Linked DNA regions of Homo sapiens: region 2 is linked to region 1. Evidence: chromatin loops called from intact Hi-C (ENCODE). Cell type or tissue: heart left ventricle. All regions are shown on one strand.

What was found. Peaks named below come from ENCODE experiments on the same cell type or tissue, not always from the same donor. Only the 100,000 strongest peaks of a DNase experiment are listed, where the experiment ranks them.
Region 2: it touches region 1 in a loop (4-fold over the local background); 7 of 110 quality-filtered maps call a loop at or near these places.

The regions. Positions count from the first base shown.
Region 1 is chr15:78,856,114-78,864,113 of GRCh38, forward strand. TRK-CTT1-2 (tRNA-Lys (anticodon CTT) 1-2) reads left to right here and starts at 4,449; the gene lies at 4,449-4,521. LOC124903535 (a long non-coding RNA gene) reads left to right here and starts at 4,750. Exons shown (of 2, transcript XR_007064727.1): 1 at 4,750-4,787; 2 at 6,561-8,000. It also overlaps the pseudogene RPL21P116. In heart left ventricle, CTCF peaks have their summits at 4,212 (motif pointing right) and 4,411; DNase peaks (open chromatin) are centred at 4,132 and 4,518; H3K4me3 peaks cover 1,312 bases; H3K27ac peaks cover 471 bases.
Region 2 is chr15:79,179,897-79,187,896 of GRCh38, forward strand. No RefSeq gene overlaps it. Among named protein-coding and RNA genes, the nearest start is that of MIR184, 26 kb to the right of the region's middle. In heart left ventricle, CTCF peaks have their summits at 4,676 (motif pointing left) and 4,886; DNase peaks (open chromatin) are centred at 4,685 and 6,943.

The DNA.
Region 1 (8,000 bases):
ATGCTACCATATGGATGGACCTTGAAGACATTATGTGAAATAAAATAAGCCTGACACAAAAAGACAAAAATTGTATGAGTCCACCCATATGAGTACCTAGAATAGTCAAATTCATCGAGACAGTAGAATGGTGGTTACATACAAAAATTAGCCGGGCGTCGGCCTGGCACAGTGGCTCACGCCTGTAATCCCAGCACTTTGGGAGGCCGAGGCGGGCGGATCATGAGGTCAGGAGATCGAGACCATCCTGGCTAACACAGTGAAACCCCGTCTCTACTAAAAATACAAAAATTAGCTGGGCGTGGTGGCAGGCGCCTGTAGTCCCACCTACTCGGGAGGCTGAGGCAGGAGAATGGCGTGAACTTGGGAGGTGGAGCTTGCAGTGGGTCAAGATCGCACCACTGCACTCCAGCCTGGGTGAAAGAGCGAGACTCCCATCTCAAAAAAAAAAAAAAAAATAGCCAGGCGTGGTGGTGCGCACCTGTAATCCCAGCTACTTAGGAGGCTGAGGCAGGAGAATTGCTTGTACCCGAGAGGTGGAGGTTGTAGTGAGCCGAGATTGCACCATTGCACTCCAGCCTGGGTGACAGAGCGAGACTCTGTCTCAAAAAAAAAAAAAAAAAAAAAGAAAAAAAGTGGTTGTTGCAGGAGCTGATGGGGGGAGAGGGCAATGTGAAGTTACAGTTTGCTAAGCATGCAGTTTCAGTTTGGGGTGATGAAACAGTTCTGGTGATAGATAGTGGTGATGGTCACATAATAATGTGAATGTACCTAACGCCATTGAACTGTGCACTTAAAAATGGTTAAGATGGTAAATTTTATGTTATGTATATTTTGCCACAATTAAAAAAAAAAAAGAGGCTGGGCGTGGTGGCTCATGCCTGTAATCCCAGCACTTTGGGAGGCCGAGGCGGGCGGATTACAAGGTCAGGAGTTCGAGATCAGACTGGCCAATATGGTGAAATCCCGTCTCTACTAAAAACATACAAAAATTAGCTGGGCTCCCAGCTACTTGGGAGGCTGAGACAGGAGAATTGCTTGAACCCAAGAGGCAGAGATTGCAGTGAGCCAAGATCACACCACTGCACTCCAGCCTGGGCAGCAGAGTAAGACTCTGTCTAAAAAAAAAAAAAAAAAAAGGAAAAGAAAAAGAAAGAAACGCAGACACACACATACAAAAGGAACAAGGATCCAGATATCTTAGGTTTAGCAGCATTTATTTCTGAATAACAGGATCTATATACTCCTCTTGCTTTTTGATCTGAGTAACCAAGGAGTTGATTTGGTTTAAATGGCTTCATTGTGAGGACCCTATGAATTGTGTAACTGATCAGCTTTCCTTTTCCACCATGACTGCTAGAAAGCTTCGGATGAGATTTGTAGTCCACTTATACAAAAGAAGTATCCAGAACTTCTGAGTCTCTCTTTTTTTTTTTTTTTGAGACAAGGTTTCTTACTGTCACCCACTGAAGTACACTGGAGTACAATGACGTGACCAAGGCTCACTGCAGTCTTGACCTCCCAAGAGAGGCTGAGATGGGAGGCCCAAGCGATTCTCCCACCTCAGCCTCTCAAGTAGCTGGGACTACAGGTGTGTGTCACCATGCTGGGCGTGGGGGGTCTTGCTTTGTTGTTAGGGCTGGTCTAGAACTAGTAGGCTCAAGTGATCCTCTTACCTTGGCCTCCCAAAGTAGTAGGATCACAGGTGAGCCACCTTGCCTGGCCCAGATCTCATTTCTGTAAGTCTAATTGTTGGCCACATTTTAAAGTTTTATCTTTGCTTTCCTTTCTTTCTTCTTTCTCATGTACTTTTAAAAAATAACCCTTTTAATATTACAGAAGTATACATATGCATTTTAGAAAATTTGAAAATAAAGACAAGCAAAAAATTAAAAAAGTAAAACGTTCAGATTCCCACTACCCAAATAATAATATTAATATCTTAGTAAATGGCATTCTTTTTACCAAAATGAGTGATTACATTTATTCTATAACTTGCTTTTTGCAGCCAAACATCTCCACTTTCCATTACAGTAAATTTTCATCTCATCCAATATTCAAACTATATGCAAGTTTCTCCAGTTGACTCCAAAATCTCTTTATAACTAGTTTTTCCAGAACATATCCAATCTAGGATCACCTATTGCATCTGACTATTATGGCCCTTTTGTCTCTTTTAATCTAGCAAAAGTTGACCAGGCACTGTGGCTCACACATGTAATCCTGGTTCTTTTGGAGGCCGAGGCGGGTGGATCACCTGAGGTCAGGAGTTCGAGACCATGGCCAACATGGTGAAACCCTGTCTCCATTAAAAATACAAAAATTAGTTGGGTGTGGTGGCACGCACCTGTAATCCCAGCTACTCGGGAGGCTGAGGCTGAGGCAACAGAATCACTTGAACCCGGGAGGCAGAGATTGCAGTGAGCCGAGAGTGCGCCACTGCACTCTAGCCTGGGCCACAAGAGCAAAACTCGGTCTCAAAAAAAAAAAAAAAACTAGCAAAAGTCATTAAAAAATATATAATACTTCTTGAAGGTTAGTTGTCCTGGAGAATTTCCCACCCTCTGACTTTGTGTTATTGGCTCCTTATGGTGTCATTCATCTTGTTCCTCTATCCTTTATATTTCCTGTAAACTGGAATTAATATCAAAAGGCCTATGGACCTTTAGATACTAATTAATCAAAAACATTTTTTGACTAGAATAAATAATTATCATTGATTTTGTGTTGTATCACTGCTAAAGATACACTATCTATCTTGTTGAAGATTAGTAAAGCACTAGCAAAACTCAGATTAATTTCTGGATTAAGGTAATAACAACCTGAACCCGCCATCATTCAGTGAGATTGTCCTCCTTGCATCTAGTAACCTGTGTGGTGTTACTTCGACCCTGTAAATATCCAGTTCTCTACCAACTATTAACATATAAAATTAACGTAATGGTTTAACCATAATTGACAACCCTTGTTTAAAAGGATTTGCCACTGCTGGATGCGGTGGCTTACTCCTGTAATCCCAGCACTTTGGGAGGCCGAGGCGGGTGGATCACCTGAGGTCAGGAGTTTGAGGCCAGTCTGGCTAACATGGCGAAACTACATTTCTACTAAAAATACAAAAATTAGCCAGGCGTGGTGGTGCACGCCTGTAATCTCAGCTACTCAGGAGGCTGAGACAGGAGTGATCATTTGAACCTGGAGGTGGGGGTTGCAGTGAGCTGATATCGCCCCATTGCACTCAGCCTGAGCAACAGAGCAAGACTCTATGTCAATAATAATAATAATAAATGAATTTGCCAAAGTATGCTTTTCTAATCCTGCTTTTTTTTTTTTTGAGACAGGATTACACCCTTGCCAGGCTGGAGTGCAATGGCACGATCTCGGCTCACTACAACCTCGGCCTCCCACGTTCAAGCGATTCTCCTGCCTCAGCCTCCCAAGTAGCTGGGGTTACAGGCATGCGCCACCACGCCCGATTGTACTTTTAGTAGAGACGTGGTTTGCACCATGTTGGCCAGGATGGTCTCGATCTATTAACCTCGTGATCTGCCCGTCTCGGTCTCCCAAAATGCTGGGATTATAGGCGTGAGCCACCGCGCCCGGCCTTTGTTTTTTTCTTACAAAGTAGTTTCCCTCATTAACTGGGACTGTTTGGCTACTGTGAAATCACTTATTCTGGAAAACAGAATAAATCTTTATTTATTATTTTTTTTTTTAGTAGGGAGAGGCTTGGAATAATGGTCCCTTCCCACACTGAGGTTCTATCAGTCTATGGAATAAATTTTTTCACTTTTTAGTTTTGAGTGTGAGCAAACTCTACGGTATTTTCAATTACTCGCTGAGACTGCTTTAGCTTTCTAATCTCTCGTGTAAACACCATGGTATGTCTTAGTTGAACCACCGTCATGCCAAAGAAAAGAATTCCGAAAATCTCTAAGTCACACGATGCCGAGAGGCCAGCCAGCTCTGCAGCTGGGCTTTCAGTTCCAATTGTTTCCAGAGAGTGTGCAGGACATTTCTCCGCAGCCATCTTTTGCAGTGGGCCACGAGGGTGCTGAGAACCTCTCTGGTCCCCGCGCTTCAAGGGGTGGGCGCTCTGCCGGCGGGAATCTTTAGGATGAACTGGAAGCACCCCTACACTCACTCCTATTCTCCGGGCTGGAGTCGGCATCGCCTTCCTTGGCCCGCCTTACCTTTAAGGAAACGGAAAGGTGCTGACCACTAGAGGGCTGTTTATACATTTTTATTAAACAACAGAAGTTTGTGCGCACAGAATCAGACATGAAACACAAGTTTTAAAAGTCATGAAAAACTTTACCAAAAAAAAAAAATATATATATATATATATATATAAAATAGAAAAATCATTTAATACGAAATGTAATTCTTAGAACAAATCAAAACAATCTTATTCCTTTGAAAAGATCTAGGAACAACACTTTTCTCTAACTGCCCGGCTAGCTCAGTCGGTAGAGCATGGGACTCTTAATCCCAGGGTCGTGGGTTCGAGCCCCACGTTGGGCGGGTTTGTTTTGCTTTCGTTTGACCAACTTCAGGTCTCATCAACGGTAGTAATTCCACCAGTTTCAGTTGTCATCAACGGTAATAACAGACTTCAGCCCGGATGGTCTTATTTTCAAATAATTCAATACATACAAAACTACCAATACTATTTTAAAAAAGGAACAATGGGCCTGGCACGGTGGCTCACACCTGTAATCCCAACACTTTGGGAGGCCGAGGAGGGTGGATCACGAGATCAGGAGTTTGAGACCAGCCTGGCCAATATGGTGAGACCACCCCACCCCCTGTCCCCCACCCCGTCTCTACTAAAAATACAAAAATTAGTTGGGCGTGGTGGCGCGTGCCTGTAGTCTCAGCTGCTCGGGAGGCTGAGGCAGGAGAATCGGAGGCTGTGGCAGGAGAATCGCTTGAACCCAGGAGGTGGAGGTTGCAGTGAGCTGAGATCCGGCCATTGCACTCCAACATGGGCGACAGGGCAGGACTCCGTCTCAAAAAAAAAAAAAAAAAAAAAAGAACAATGAAACCAGTAAATTTCATCTTGTAAATTACACACTTAAAGGCTATCTGCCCTATAAAAGTATTTGTTGCTGAGTGGCCTGTTTAAAGGGCAGCCGAACGCCAAAGGTTAGGGGATAAGAAGACATTAAAATTCATGAAATTGTAGAGTTCATAATATTGCTGAAGTAATCTGTTAAAACGTTTGAAATGTTTATTTTTTACTTAATATTATGTGATATTGAAGATTAGTTTGGAGAACAATTCTGTATATTTTTAAACCACTATTAAGATTGCTTTAGTGATGAACGAATATGGTGGTTATTGTGAACAGGGTCTTAGAACTTTTTTATCCTTTTTTTTTTTTCTGAGTGCTTCTATGTAGATACCCTTTTTTCTTTTCTTTTTTTTTTTTTCTTTTTTTGAAACAGAGTCTCGCTTTGTCACCCAGGTTGGAGTGCAGTGGCTCAGTCTTGGCTCACTGCAACCTCCACCTCCCGGGTTCAAGCGATTCTCCTGCCTCAACCTCCTGAGCAGCTGGGACTACAGGCGCACATCACCACACCCAGCTAATTTTTGTATTTTAGTAGAGATGGGGTTTCACCATGTTTGTCAGGCTGGTCTTGAACTCCTAACCTTGTCATCCACCTGTCTTGGCCTCTCAAAGTGCTGGGATTACAGGTGTGAGCCACCACGCCTGGCCAGAAGCTCACTTTCTTTGAGCAAAACTATTATATGTTGACAGCTGCAAGTTTTTTCCTCGTCCTAAATATTTTTAGTCATTCCCAGCAATTCTCAAATGTTCTCCACAATTACTATATGTTAGCTCATCAATTCGAAATACAATTTCAGACCTTGTTAGAAAGATATTAAAAAATTTCAGCATCAGAAATGAAGATACCCAGACACCCCCATTATTACAGATGCATAATTAATCTCTACGTGATGTGAGGTGAGGTAAATTTATTTATTTATTTATTTATTTTTTTGCTGAGACAGAGTCTCGTTCTGTTGCCAGGCTGGAGTGCAGTGGTGCGATCTTGGCTCACTGCAACCTCTGCCTCCCGGGTTCAAGCGATTCCCCTGCCTCAGCCTCCTGTGTAGCTGGGACTACAGGCCCGCACCACCACACCCGGCTAGCTTTTTGTATTTTAGTGTAGACGGAGTTTCACCATGTTGGCCAGGATGACCTCGAACTCCTGACCTTGTGATCTGCCTGCCTTGGCCTTCCAAAGTGCTGGAATTACAGGCATAAGCCACTGTGCCCGGCCCGGATTTTTTCCAGAGAAGTAAACCAGGTGGGAAAAAAAGCAAATTGGTAAATTGATGAAAGGTCAATGAAAATGTTATACATTAATTTAAAATAGAAGAGCGGGGTTACTTTTGTCCCCCAAAAATTCATATGTTAAAGTCCTAACCCTCAGAGCCTCAGAATGAGATCTTATTTGGAAAAAGCTCTGTTGCAGATGTAATTAGTTAAGATGAGGTCATACTAGAGTAAGGTGGCCTCCTAATCCATTTTAACTGGTATCTTTATTAAAAAGGGGGAAATTTGGAAAAAGACACACAAACCCAGACACCAACATCTGGAAACCTGGGAGAAAGCCATGTGCAGACGAAGGCAGAAACTGGGGTAATGCTTCTACAAGCTAAGGAACACCAAATGCTCCTGCAAGCTAAGGAACGCCAAAGATTGCCAGCAAACCACCAGAAGCTAGGGGAGAGGAATGGCACAGATTCTTCCTCACAGTCCACAGAAGGAACCAAACCTACCAACACCTTTATATGGGATGTCTAGCCTCTAGAACTGTAAAATAATAAATTTATGTTTGGCAGTCCTGGGAAACTAATACAATCAGTATTCCAGTTGGGAGGTAATTTTGATTTTAAATTTTATTATTTATTATTTTATTATACCTTATATTAAGTAATTGTCATCATCTTCATTCCCAAAAAGTCTATGAGAAACAATAGTTTTTTTTGATGCAGTCCTAAATTAAGGTCAAGTGAGGAAATTAGGATCACTGAGCCTTCAGAAGTAGCATTTTAACAAGCTTAATCTTTTTTTTTTTTTTTTTTTACAGCCCAGAGGTCTTTTATTTATTTATTAACACCTGTTATGCCATGAATTCATAGGGAATAGGTTCCAGCAGCTCAGGCTCCTTCGCATTGGTTCTCACAAAGTGTGCTTCTCTGGGTGGAGCAGGCTGGTGCTTCTGTTGAACCCAGGTACCTTTCTATTTGGCTTCCTTCTTTTTCTGATCATTTTCCTTCATGTGTTTCAGGAAACTATCTCAGCTTTTAGAGTGCTTAATGTGCTCAATACGCACATTAATTCTCTTGGCAAGAATCTTGCCCTTAACTTGTGTGTTTACAACAATGCCAACAGCATGCTGGGGGACATTATAGACTCTTCCAGTTTTGCCATGGTAACACTTGTGGGGCATTCCTTTTTGAACAGTACCCATTCCCTTGATGTCTACAATATCACCTTTCTTATAGATTTGCATATACGTGGCCAAAGCAACAACTCCATGTTTTCTAAAAGGCCTAGAGAACATATATTGGGTGCCTCTCCTCTTTCCCTTTGTGTTCGTCATTTTGGCGAATTACTGGAAGATGGCGGTTCCGGCTGAAAGGAACAAGCTTAATCTTAATGGATATTTTTTCTTATTTTGGCTGATGATTCATTATGTTGAGTAGTGACTTATTACTATTTGTACTAAAAAATGCAAAGATATACAACGTCAAATACATTTTATTCTCCCATGGAACTCATATTTGAAGATGTTATGTTCAATTAATCTATAAATGAACACTTTAAGACAGTGTGCTAATTTAATGCAGTCCAGTTTCTTCAACAAGTAAATGGCAAAAAAAGAGACAGAGATACCTTAATGGAATGAAATGTGTGGACTTTGTTTCCATCTTGATTTGAACCAGTCATAAAGAAACATGTATGAGACAATCAGGGAATCTGAACA
Region 2 (8,000 bases), 320 kb after region 1:
ATGAGTGGCCACTGTGTTTTTGCTCATGCTCGTTGCCTTTGCTTGGAATTCCCTTTTCTCTCTGTGGCTTACCCTTCTTACCTTCAGAGGTAAATATATAGGAAGCTAAGGAAATGTCAGTGCACAGCCCAAGGCCCAGGAGAGGCTTTAACAATGTGTTCATTTGGCATTAATTTTTTTTTGTTGTTTTGTTTTTTGAGATGGAGTTTCGCTCCGTCACCCAGGCTGGACTGCAATGGCCTGATCTCGGTTCACTGCAACCTCACACACTTCTGGGTCAAGCAATTCTCCTGCCTCAGCCTCCCAAGTAGCTGGGATTATAGGCATGTGCCACCATGCCCAGCTAATTTTGTATTTTTAATAGAGACAAGGTTGCGCCATCTTGGTCAGGCTGGTGTTGAACTCCTGACCTCAGGTGATCCTTCCACCTCAGCCTCCCAAAGACATTAATTTTTAAAATTTAAAAAAAAGTGCTAAAGTAAGATACTGTATTTTGACTACAGTTGGCTATGCCCACTGGCTCTTTCTACTCCATCGTCCCCTTCGTCACACCTGCTGTCATGTCTGTGGCACTGGAGGAGTCAGTAACATTCATACTGTGGTACAATGGCTGGCCTAGCCCTTCAGGGCCCTGGCACCAGCGGTCTGGCAAGGAGCAGGGTGTGGAGAGAGTATTCCTGGAAGCCCCTCCTACACTCGAAAAGGCTCACAATAACTTAACTCTAAATCGAATTGATGGTGAACCTCACTAACACAAGCTAAATGTTCCCCCAACTCAAGTTCTCCTTGGCTAGAACCCAAAATGCACAGGTCAAGCCTTGCCACGTGGGCTCATGGTATTTTAAGGAGCCTAAACACATTTTCTTTTTTTAAAGATAGAAGAGAAATTCAAGTACAAGATACAAAAACTTCATTTAAAAAAGGTGAATAAGCTCAAACATGTCATTATAACTACAGTTTGGGAAGACATGTTGGAATGTTTCTGTAAAACAAGAGAGAAATCACAGACTCCTGGTTAGGACATACTTGATGGAAACCTTTTTTTGGATATCTTTAGTTTATTAAAGAACTGAGAGAATATTCAAATACAAATTAATGAAATTTGAAACAAAAGCTATAAAGATAAGCAACAAAATTATTCTGTCATCAAGGAGTGAATTACACACATATTGTATATAATTTATTAAGAGGAGATGAACTTTAAATATAAGTAATGGGTTGGTTCTTGGATGGTTTGCTTATCCAATTAATGAAGAGGAGAAAATCATATGAATATATTTATAAAAGATTTATATTTCTTGCTGATTTGGAATGAATCAACATTGACAAAGATAACATGAAACCTACAATATGCTGCTACCACAAGTACATTGGTGACCAGGTGTTTAGTGAGTGCCATCAATTTAAAGAGAAATTATTGCAAAAGAAACCTGAAATGCCTTGAAATCTTGCAGTTTTTATATAAAAGATCCTTGATCCTTGATTTGAGGTTTTCCCAAATTGATAACAATCCTAAAAATTGTTTCTACAAATAATAAATTGTGAAATTATCAATAAATATTTTTTACTGATCTACCTGTGAAATGAAAGACTTATTTTAATGTTGTATTTACAAGAAAAGGTGGCATTACAAATTATTATCATATCAGAGGCTATCAAAGATTAAACAAACAAAAATACATATTGTAGAAAAGCATTTTAGAGGCAATTCAGGAATATTAATAAAAACGTTATTTTTCTGACTTTCTTGAGCTTGGTAATATTTTCAGTTTTAAAAATTGTAATTTGGGCCGGGCACAGTGGCTTACGCCTGTAATCCCAGCACTTTGGGAGGCCGAGGCAGGCGGATCACTTGAAGTCAGGAGTTCGAAGCCAGCTTGGCCAACATGGTGAAACCATGTGTCTACTAAAAATACAGAAAAATTACCTGGGCATGGTGGTCAGCACCTGTAATCCCAGCTCCTCAGAGGCTGGGGCAGGAGAATTGCTTGAACCCGAGAGGCGGAGGCTGCAGTGAGCCAAGATCACACCATTGCATTCCAGCCTGGGCGACAGAGTGAGACTCTGTCTCAAAAAAAAAAAAAAAGTAATTTGTTCTGATTTCTTTTCTCATTCTAAATTAATATTAGATTTTGTACTCGATTTTGGTTTTGTATCCTTTTGTTTAGAGAGGCTTCTACTTCCTCTTGCCAGCGCACGTGCACACACGCACACGTGCACACCACTGAGTAAGCTTCAGTTTCCAAAGAAACTGGAACTGCCCAAGCTCACCCTTTCTGATTCTAGGCCACTGTCACTTCCTTGGGTCTTCCCTGACTCCCTGGTAGAGGATAGTGTCCTCAGCTCTGGGCTCCCACACGACAACGAGGCAACTCTCTCATTGCTCGCTCACGTGGTATTGTGTGTATTCGTTTCTGCCTTCCCCAAGGGCAAGAACTTTACCTGGTGAATCTCTTTAGCTGTACCCAGCTTGGGGGCTGGCCTTGAACACACACATTTAAGAATGTGGGAGTCTTGGGGGAGAGAGCCCCATGGGTAAATGATGACAATCCTTGGTGCCCATGGCATCCGCACTGTGCACACTGCCTCCCTTCAGCCTCCGCCCCTCTGACTTCCGGGAATCTTCATGTAATTTTTCTTTGCTTTTCTTTTTCCCTCCCTCCCTCCCTCGCTCCCTCCATTCCTTCCTTCCTTCCTTCCTCCCTTCCTCCCTCCCTCCTTCCCTCCCTCCCTTCCTCTTTCTGTCTTTTCTTCCTTCCTTCCTTTCTTTCTCTTTCTTTCTTTCTTTCTTCCTTCCTTCCTTTCTTTCTCTTTCTTTCTTTCTTTCTTCCTTCCTTCCTTTCTTTCTCTTTCTTTCTTTCTTTCTTTCTTTCTTTCTTTCTTTCTTTTCCTCCCTCCCTCCCCTTCCTTCCTTTCTCTTTCTTTCTTCCCTTTCTTTCTCTCTTTCTTTTCTTTCTTTCTTTCTTTTTCTCCCTCCCTCCCTTCCTCCCTCTTCCTTTCTTTCCTTCCTTCCTTCCTTTCTCTCTCTCTCTTTCTTTCTTTTCTTTCTTTCCTTCCTTCTTTTTCAGAGACAAGGTCTTGCTCTGTTGTCCAGGCTGGAGTGCAGTAGCATGATTATAGCTCACTGCTACCTCAAATTCCTGGGCTCAGGTGATCCACCCACTTCAGCTTCCCGAGTGGCTGAGACTACAGGTGTAGGCCACCATGCCAGGATATTCTTCAAAAATTTTTTTGTAGAGATGGGGTCTCACTATGTTGCCCAGGCTGGTCTCAAGCTCCTGGGCTCAAGCAATCCTCCCACCTCATCTCCCAAAGTACTGGGATTGAAGGTGTAAGCCGCAATTCCCAGACTTTGTGTAATTTTTTTCTTCTCTCCTTGCTCTCTGGAAAAGATCAGATACTCACTCGCTCTGGGATTCAAATGTCTAATTTTAGATTAAAATATGTGGCTTCCCAGAGGTTTTAGTTTTACCATGGGAAAAGTCTTCAGCCCCAAATATTGACACTCTTAGTGGTGAGCTTGCAGACATGGTGAATTGGGGAGGGGTTTGGGTCCCAGGCAGCCTCCTGCCTAATCCAGGTGTCAGGCTTCCTGGGGTCTGTGGAAGGTTGACTGGTGTCAAGGAGATCAGGCTGGGGATGTCCAGGGAGTCTATAGTGGGAAAGAGGGAGGGAGGAGCTGAGTATGAATGAAGGGATGGAGATGTGTACCCAAGAGACAGAGGCAGTGAGTGGACCACAAGGAGAGGCCTGGGTCAGGGGTGCTCTGGGGGTACCCATAGTTTTCCTGCTTATTTCTAGATTCCCCTGGAGAGACTGGAAGACCAAGATAATCTTATCTGTGAGAAAATCTGGTTCATTTTTCTCTCTTAAACAGATCATTTGAGCCTCAGTTTTCTCATCTGTAAAATGGGGAGGTAATCCTTACACACAGTGACAAAGTTGGGAGAGGCAGATTAAATAACAGATGTGACTGCACTGAACATACACAGGGCTAATCCCTGGTGCAACGTAGGTGCTCCATTATTGTGCATGGCTGACGCTGTGAAGGAGCCCGCATCTGAAGTCAGATGTGCTTGAATCCCAGCTGGGCTTGAATCCCAGCTCTGCCCTCCTGGCTGGGGGTCTCTCCAGCCTCTCTCCTCTTATCAGCACCATGTGCCTTTGCCAGTTTGGAAACACTTGAGTGTTTGAAGCCACAAAGATACCTAGAGTAGAGTTGTGTGGAATTCCTGATCAGGGATTTTCAAAGTATTTTAGGCACATAACCCTTTGTTTGAATGAAATTATACATTGAAGCTTAGTGTGTCAAACAGGTAAAATGGGGCTGGGCTCGTGGCAGCACAGAGTGAGGGGCTCAGAGGCTCTGCTCACTCGGAGGCCTGAAGACAGCCTCTGTGTCTTCCCCAAGAAACCTCCCCAAGCAACTTCCGCTACACCCAAAGTTCCATTGTTGGAAACTGATTCTAGTCTAAATGCCTTACTTGTGGTTGGACAAGGGAAACAGGATCATGGACAAGGAAGATAATTGTCCAGGATAACTCAAGAAGTCCTTTGCTTTCTCTTGGACTCAGTTTCCCCATCTGTAATCAGGAGACGAACTGAGATCTCCCCTATTTTCAAGTGCTTTCTGGCTGTAACTCCAGTCTAATGCATGATGCAAGCGCCACCTGGTGGTGAGAAAGGGCCCTGGCAGCTGGAGAGAAACCCTGCTATTATTTCTCCAGGTTTAGGCAAATGTGAGCTTTTACGCAAATGATCCCACCTTCGGCCAGAGTGCTGCCTGTCAGGATTATAGGGCTTTCAGGCTCCTTCTCCTATTCCTCATGCTCTCACACTGAAAGGAGCATCAAGAAGCCCAAGAGAGGTATCAGAGGCAGCTTGAAAATATTCCCCTGGCTCTGCCACTAACTCCTGTGTGATCTTGGCCATCCAAGTCCTTTCCCCTCTCTGGGCCTCAGCTCCTACATCTGCAACCTGAGGGGGTTAGGTGAATCCAGGGTTCTTAACTTGAGATCTATGGATCCATGGCTGGGAATTCTGTGAAACACTTGAAATTTTAAGAATTTTGTGTGTGTGTGTGTTTGTACAAGGTATAATTATGCAGTTCTGGAGGGGAAGAGTGGAGCTTTAATTGCCTTCTTAGAGAGGGCTGTTCCTCTGAAAGCGTTCTCTGGTCTAGATGAGCTCTGAGGGCAACCAGGGCCCAGGAATTCTAGGAGCTTCCCCTTTGGAATGCTTGTTCACTCAGACAACCCGGAGGATTTACATTTGGCAGATGCATCCAGCTCGACAGTGGCGTGGAGACGTGCTAAGAGGGCCGGAGGAAAATGAAAAGCAAAAGCTCTCCAGGTACATGCATTCGACGGCCAAGGAGATGCTCCTCAGTCCCCAGCAGCCCTGAGTCAGGTAGGGACCAGAAGCTGGTAGCTGAGCCCTGGAACTCTGCAAACCTCCACCAGCTGAGGGCGCTGTCTGGGCCGGCCTTCCTTGCTTGCTTGCTTGCTTGCTTGCTTGCTTGCTTGCTTGCTTCCTTCCTTCCTTCCTTCCTTCCTTCTTCCTTCCTTCCTTCCTTCCTTCCTCTCTCTCTCCTTCTCTCTCTCTTTCTTTCTCTCTCTCCCTCTTTCTCTCCTTCTTTCTCTCCTTCCCTCCCTACCTGTTTCTCTCTTTCTTCTTTCTTTCTTTCGACAGGGCCTTGCTCTGTCGCCTAGGCTGGAGTATAGGGGCATGACCATGGCTCACTGCAGCCTCCACCTCCCAGGCTCAAATGATCCTCCCACTTCAGCCTCCCAAGTAGCTGGGACTACAGGCGTGTACCATCATGCCCAGCTAATTTTTTAATTTTTTTTTTTTTGTAGAGACAGCGGTCTCCCTATGTTGCCCAGGCTGGCCTCGAACTCCTGGGCTTCAGTGATCCCCCTGCCTTGGCCTTCCGAAACACTGGAATTACAAGTGTGAGCCACTGAGCCCAGTCTGCCTGGGCTTTCTTGCCTGGATAGGCTCACCGTGGTCCCTGGGGAACTTCAAAGACAGGAAGAACAACTGGCAGAACTGGGAGGACGCTAGTCCCCATGATGCGGCCTCTTCTAGGCCACAGAGATGGTCTTGTTGTCCCACCCTCACTCTTAAAGCCCCATTTGCTTTCGGAACCACTGCTTTCTGCAAAGCATCAAGCAGTAGGTGAAGGAGGAGGAGAAAGGCATTAGCCCTTGGGTCTCTAATCTGTGCCAGGTACTGTGCTAAGTATTTTACCATAACGAGTTCATCTGATCCTCACAATAACCCTGGGAAGTTGGATTACTCCCATTAGATATTTGCAGACTTTGAGGCTCAGAGACATTTACTGACTTGCCCCAAATCATAAAACCTGTAGATGGCTGGGCTGGGTTTTAATCATGTCTTGCAGCATGTGCAGGATTTGGAGAGGTTTCCCAAAAGTGGCTCTCAGGGCTTCAGGAGGCCTTCACACCTCAGACCTGGGCTGGAGGCACGGTAGCTCTCGGATGCTGATGCTGCTTCCAAGCAGGCAGATTTAGCGATTGCCCCAGCGATTGCCCCAGCGATTGCCCCAGCTGGCCTTCAGACTCGGTTTGGAGGTCTGAAGACAGCCTCTTTGTCTTCCCCCAAGAAACCTCCATTTGCCCCCCATCAGCTAAAATTGCCCATTTCTTCTTTATTTTTGCTATTTGGATTTCTCTTTTCCTGGGGTGGTGATGGTGACCCAGAATCTGACCCTGACACTCCCTGGACCACACCCTGCTCTGCTCTGTTGCTGGGCTTGGGAATCACCCATGCGGAAGTCCACACCTCCCCTCCAGGGCCTTCAGACTGACAGTTTTCAGGGACCCCTCCCTACACGGTACAACAGGATCACACCTGCCTGAGAGCTGGAGTTTGCACAAGCCTGGTGCCTGCCCTCCCTGTGCTCCGGGCCCACCGGCCATGGCAGCTGAGGGGAGACTGGCTGCCGCCACTCACCTGGCTTGACCTCCCTGCCAGCCTTCGCACTTGGGGCTTCCCTGGGCATTTGGGAAACCATCGAGCTTTTGGATGTCATGCTTCTTTTTGCACATGGGACCTGAGGGAGCCAGGGCCCTGGACATGCCCCGCATTTCTGTCTAGAAGAGAGTCTCCCAATCCCCTTACCACCACTTCAACAAGCATTGTGACTGGGTCTGATACTACCTGTCCCTGCCCTCCGCCTCCCCTCCCCTAGTCACTGCTGCCACCAAATCATCTTATGTCCATATTGGACTATGAAGACAGTCCATTACGATGAAGTTGATTCATTCACATGTTCCACATATATTCACTGAGCACCGACTGTATGCCAGTATGTCCTCTGCTCAGGATACATTCTTGTTCTGTTTATTTTTGTATTGTCATGCTTAGTGCAGGTCTGGACACACAGTGTGCATTCCCTGCATTTGCTGAGTAAATGAATGAATGGCTGAATATTGGACTTGTAGCCGACTGAACCCTTTTAATCATTGTTTCTAGATGCTGCTCTTAAATATCTGCCATCCTGAATATTGTTGTAGTCGCTTCATTGAAATGACAGGCAGGATTTTAACTTTGTCCCCAACAAATGTAACATGCTCGTACCAGGTGTCTTTCTGTCCCTCCAGACCCACTGTCACCTTTTTCCACCCCGCTTTCTGCCCCAGAAACTGACCTGTATGGCCAGGCTCACCCATTCTTGCGCTTCTTGTTGGGTTTGGCCAATGGGTGCTCCAGCTGGAATCAGAGAGAGGGTGGGGGTGTTTACTCCGCTCACTTCCTCCCAGGGTGGTCACCTGTGTCCTTCAACCAAAGGACACTGTTTCCCTTGGTGGCCTCCTTTCTATGCTTCTCTCTCCCTCTGGGTTTTAACAACTGCTTCCTCCCCTCGGCCCTTAGGCTTAGGAGTGGTAATGGCTTTGCAATTGCTACCCTGGGTTATAGCACTATCTTCAGATTCTTTAAATCTCAAGCACACCTTTGTAAATAGTCCCTTTAGA